Regions from separate parts of the Homo sapiens genome. Here region 1 is linked to region 2. The links are chromatin contacts, found by Hi-C or POLR2A ChIA-PET in ENCODE. All regions are on one chromosome and are shown on one strand. Each heading gives the region's core, a stretch centred on a gene start or an enhancer-like site at or near the end of the contact. The rest is flanking DNA. Distances are from core to core; before and after follow the strand shown. Region 1 overlaps ARHGAP42 (Rho GTPase activating protein 42). Region 2 overlaps ARHGAP42 (Rho GTPase activating protein 42).

Region 1 (2,700 bases), core at 171-2,670, 96 kb before region 2:
AGGATTTCAGCTTTTGGTGAACAGAGAATGAATCAATTATCTATTTGGTTTAGTGCCAACTATAATAATAATATCATAGAGTGAGCCGTCATCTGGCATTGTTGGGAGATGGAGTACAGGTGAACAATTTGTCAGCTCGGGCAAGGTCAATAGCCTGCTTTGAGAAACCTTGGTGGGCACCACGGTTACTATTTCAGAGCCAGAGAGAAGAAGGCAGAGGGCAACATTTTTCTTGGGATATAATTTTTCTTCCCTTCTTAAAATACCGTGAGTAATGTACGGGGTGAGGGAAAGATGGGAAGGGGTCAAAGTTGAAAAAAAAGTAAGATAATTTGACTCAATTTAATCAAGTATTTGCAAGTTATATTAGTTGAAATTTTCTGTGCTTGGATTTTTGGATTCATATCTGCTGTGCTGGAATCCTGTTTCCACTATGTTCTAATCACGTGAGCTTGGGCATATTACCAAAGTGCCTGGAGCCTGAATTTCCATGTGTGTGAACGGGGGCCAGTAACACCTACTCCAGCCAGCTGTTGTGATGATTATACAGAGGAGTGGACCTTGTAAAGGGTAGCTCAGTTTACTGTCATCAGTATCCTCATAAACATCATCATTAGGTTATTAAACAAGGTTTTCATTATACTGGGTATTTCTGAGTTCCTGAAGGGAACAAAACTGTTCAAGAGAATGAATAAAAGTAAAATTTTACTAAGAAAAACACGGAACTGACTTAAAAGGAGTCATCCACATCGTTAGGATATTATAACATTGTACTAAAAAAATTAGTTAATAGGGTGTTCTTTTTTGAGAGGAGTCAAGAAAATATCCGATGAAACACGTTTATGTTAGTGACTCACCAGTGTTCTGTAAGCACAGATGGCCTTTGTATAGGGAAGCTCACATTCCTGCCATCCAAGCTACTGCTACTGTAGAAGATTTTATTCTTAGTATTTTTGCTGCTCTTGCTGGGGGTTGCTTGTGGGGAATTCCTTGCCTCTGCCAGGGCATGGTGGTCTGTAGATAGGTTTCTACTTTTTCTGGTTTACTGGGAAAGGAGGGAAAAGTGCATTCCCAGCTTAAATACTTCCACTATAAATGGTTTAAATATACCAAGAGTTAATTTGGGCACATGGCAAATATATTTCTTCACTGGGAAAATGCATTCTATGCCTCCTATGCCCTATTCATACTTCAAGATAAAAGCTAACGGGGCAAGGTGAGGGACAGGAACTTCAGAACAAAATCCACTTGGAAATGGAGGAATTCATTTTTTTCTAATTGATCAAATAGGACTTTAGTAAATAACGAATTTTTGTGGACTGGCAGGTTGGTCTCTTGAATCCACTGGGTCTGTTTCCCCTTGTGCAGCACGTGTGTGCTGGATGATTGGCTCAGTGGCTCTATGTCTATCAGATAATCTGGCCTCTCTTGCCAGAGATGGCTTTGTGAGCCCACGCCAGGCTGTTGAGCAATGGCATCCCAGTTAGGCACATGACTTTAGCTGACATATTGGGCAGATGACAAGGATTCAGGCTTATTGTGTGGGGATAGGCTTTTTCTTTACTCTGCAGAACTGAACGAGGATGGGCATAGTTTCCTGACTGCTGTCCTACAGCAAGCCACGGGATGTAGCTGATATTCTAGGCAGCAGAGCAGAGACATGCAAAGAATCTGGATCTCTGATGATCTCTCTAAGTTTCTGGATTAGCCAGACCTGAAGCTTCTCTTACCCTTGTTTCTCCAGTTATATAAACTGATGTATTTGTTTTATTTAAAACAATTCAAATAGGATTTTCTACTCCTTGAGATCAAAAGCTTCCTAACTTATACACAAATCTAAAAGTCTTCCTAACACGATGTATGAACAAAGTATTTCAGGATTTTGTCACATATGAAGGTCAGGAATTCTTTTTTGACTGGAAAGCTCAGTTAAGAGTGTGTTTACCAAAATGTCAGACAAACTTACAGAACATTGAAGCTAAACTCTTCAGTTTATTATTTTTCACAGGATATTGATTATATTATTAGTTAAGTTCCCTCTCCCTCCTAAGTTACTGCTATCTTGACACACTTTGCTTGACCAGATGTGGCACCCTCTTGGGCACTGCATAGTACAGGATATGAATTGGAAGGAAGCCAATTTATTGGAAAATAAATTCCTTTTACTACAAAAAGGCTGAACCTGAATCCAAGTAATTGGCTCTGAAATGTGACATGGAAGGATTTTGAATGGGTATGCTGAACAGCAAGCTGGATTCCTTTTTCAGTGGCAAAGAGACCAGAAGGGAACTATGCTGCTTGGCATCACAGGCGACTAGAATGTGGGTTTTGTATCCTGTAAATACAGGCTTCTGACAGAAGTCTAACTCTGCATTTTTTCATATTGCCACATCCCAAGTTATCTGAATATCTGCCATTTTTACCAAAGGTCATTTTGACTCCTGATGTCTTGGCTCTTCTCTGAAATTCAGCATTGAAAGTAAAGTTATTCTCCAGAATGGAAATTGAGGTTTGTACATTTTGGTTGAAATAAATAGGACCAATTTGTTGCCTAAAAGTTTCTCAGCTTTAAGGAGTTTTGATACTTTATTAGAGAATGCTACTTTGTTCATTCTACTAAGTATCTTTTAAATGTGCTATCCAGTATTTTAAGAAGAAATACATAAGATAGTATTCTGGTTTTCCAATGCTGTATAACAA
Region 2 (2,700 bases), core at 52-2,551:
GTCTTTTTTAAAAGTCCATCAGCTAGTATATAGATGAGCAGCTTTTGAAAGTTTAACATTTTGATGTGTTTTTCTTTTTCAACGTAATCAGTTAGCTTTAATTTAGTAAAAGTGAAAAAAATAAGGTTAGCATCATTGTTTTTCGAAACTCTGTAGGACTAAAGGTTAAATTTCTATCCTGTTTAAAATCTAAGGGCATTCATTCTTTAAAAATTTAACAACAAAACTTTTAAGTAAAAATAAAATCTGTAATGGTCCTTGGATAAATCTAAAGTTCAGGGTATTGTTATTGAAAATTAGAAATTTGTGATAGAACTTAGTGAACAGAATTTTGTAAAAGTAAGAAAACTGCATCCTATGTGTTTGGTAGAAATCAATCATGTAGCTTCTGCTGGGCTTTATCAGCTTGCTGGTGACAGTACTTTCTCTATTACAATTGAGCTGTAAAGATAAGCTGGCTATTGTCAATGCCTCTGTTCCTTTACCAGGAAAGTGTACCTCAGGCCTCTTCATCTGAATTCCATCCTCTTGAATGCTTACAAATCCATCTTTTCAGGAATTCCAATGACGCTTTTCAGTGCTGAGGCGATGCATGGCCACGGCTTTGTTTTATTAATCAGTGCACGTAATTGTCCATTCATTCATTTGTGCTTCTGTCCTCCCATTTTAAAAGTAGTCTTTTCCAGGCCAGCATTGACTGGCCACTTTCCATTCTTGGCTCTCTTTTTATCTTCAAGTTTCTCATTATTTATTTGATTCGATTTATATATGCTTTCGTTTTCATGCCATGAACTCCTTTGCACATCTATGCATTAGACTTAAAGCAATCTGTAGTCATTTTGAAGGTATCCTTTAAGATGTTTATCTCTAAGTTTCCTCCAGGCAGGGAATTGCAAAGACTACAGATTTAACTCACAGGCCTGACACTTTTACAGTGTGAAAATTGATGCCTTGACTTTGCCCTACTTTTCTAATCTTCTTAGAAGTTTAGATGGCCAAATATGAAGGATGGAACTATATAACATTTTGATTTCTTATAGTGCCTTATGGTGCTTTGTGTTTGGGAAGTATTTATTTTTATTTTTTAAAAACAACTTCAGGCCAGGCATGGTTGCTCACACCTGTAATCCCAGCAAGTTGAGAGGCCGAGGCGGGAGGATTGTTTGAGCCCAGGAGTTCAAAACCAGTCTTTGCAACATGGCAAAACCCCACCTCTACAAAAATTAGTTGGGCATGGTGTCATGCGCCTGTAGTCTTAGCTACTTGGGGGCTGAGGTGGGAGGATCACTTGAGCCTGGGAAGTCAAAACTGCAGTGAACTCTAATCATGCCACTATCCTCCAGCCTGGGTGAAAGGGTGAGACCTTGTCTCAAAAAAGAAAAAAAAAAGTCATAAAGATACAATTCACATACCATACAGACAACTCATTTAAACTATACAATTCAATGGAACTTTAGTATATTCACAGATCTGTGCAACGATCACCACAAAAAAATTTAAAGCATTTTCATCACCTTAAAAATAAACATCACATCCTTTAGGTATCATTCCCAGTATACCCCACAACCATTAATACTGAAACACCACTAATTATTTTCTGTCTCTATTAATTTGCCTACTCTGGGCCTTTCATACAAATGAAATTGTGTAATACGTGGCCCCTTTGGTGATTGACTTCTTTTACTCAGATGCGGTTTTCGAGGTTCATCCATCTGAAAGCATGCATCAATACTTCATTTCCCTTTAGGGCCAAATAACATTTTATTGTATGGATAGACCACATTTTGCTTATCCAAATATTAGTTGATAGGTACCTTTTCACTATTATGAATAATGTTATAAACCAGCGGTCCCCAACCTTTTTGGCACCAGAGACCAGTTTTATGGAAGACTATTTTTCCATGAAAAAATTGGTGAGGAGGGAAGGGTTTCAGGATGAACCTGTTCCACTTCAGATCATCAGGCATTAGTTAGATTCTCATAAGGAGCAGGCAACCTAGATCCCTCGCAGGCACAGTTCACAATAGGCCTCACTCTCCTATGAGAATCTAATGCCAGCACTGATCTGATAGGAGGCAGAGCTCACCCAGGTCTCACCTCCTGCCATGCAGTTGGGTTCCTAACCGGCCACAAATGACCTTTACTGGCCTGCAGCCCAGGGATTGGGGACCCCTATTATAAACGTTCATGTACAAATTTTTGTGTAGATACATGTTTTTCTCTCTCTTGAGGAATTACTGAGTCATGTGGTAACTGTATGTTTCACCATCTGACGAACTACCAAAATATCTGCACCCCTTGACACTCCCACCAGTGATATATGAGGGATACAGTTTCTCCATGTCCCTCACACACACTTGCTATTATCTCACTTTTTGAGTCTAGCTATCCTAGAGAGCTGAACTTAGATTTCACTGTGGTTTTGATTTCGATTTCTCTGATGACTAATAAGAATCTTTCAAATGCTTTTTGACCATTCATATATTTTCTTTCAAGAAATGCCTATTCAATTTCTTTGCCTATTTTTAAACTAGGTTATTTGTCTTTTTATTATTTAATTATGAGTTGTTTATATATTCTGCATACAAGCCCCTTATGGGATAAATGATTTTTGTAAATATATTCTCCCATTCTGTGAGTTTTCTTTCAATTTTCATGACAGTGTACATGAAGCACGAGTTTTTAATTTTGAATATTTGT

What was found. Hi-C counts contacts between places; a loop is a spot of excess contacts on that map. ChIA-PET counts read pairs that join two places held with the same protein, here RNA polymerase II (POLR2A). Pooled maps may share reads with other maps.
Region 1: a loop to region 2 is called in a pooled map, with 3 times the contacts of the local background. The contact joins two enhancer-like sites. A Hi-C loop is called at or near these places in 1 of 168 maps with a recorded cell type or tissue (Caco-2), 1 of 37 single-sample maps with no recorded cell type and 6 of 50 pooled maps. POLR2A ChIA-PET finds 5 or more read pairs at or near these places in 3 of 52 experiments (H1, OCI-LY7 and Panc1).

The regions. Positions count from the first base shown.
Region 1 is chr11:100,830,676-100,833,375 of GRCh38, forward strand. All of the region lies in intron 3 of ARHGAP42 (Rho GTPase activating protein 42), which reads left to right. Among named protein-coding and RNA genes, the nearest start is that of SNORD13I, 100 kb to the right of the region's middle. Within about 2 kb of position 1,421, at least 6 of the 41 ENCODE cell types and tissues checked have a DNase peak (open chromatin) inside an H3K27ac peak, as active enhancers do.
Region 2 is chr11:100,927,215-100,929,914 of GRCh38, forward strand. The region is part of intron 6 of ARHGAP42 (Rho GTPase activating protein 42); the gene reads left to right. Among named protein-coding and RNA genes, the nearest start is that of SNORD13I, 5.7 kb to the right of the region's middle. Within about 2 kb of position 1,302, at least 2 of the 41 ENCODE cell types and tissues checked have a DNase peak (open chromatin) inside an H3K27ac peak, as active enhancers do.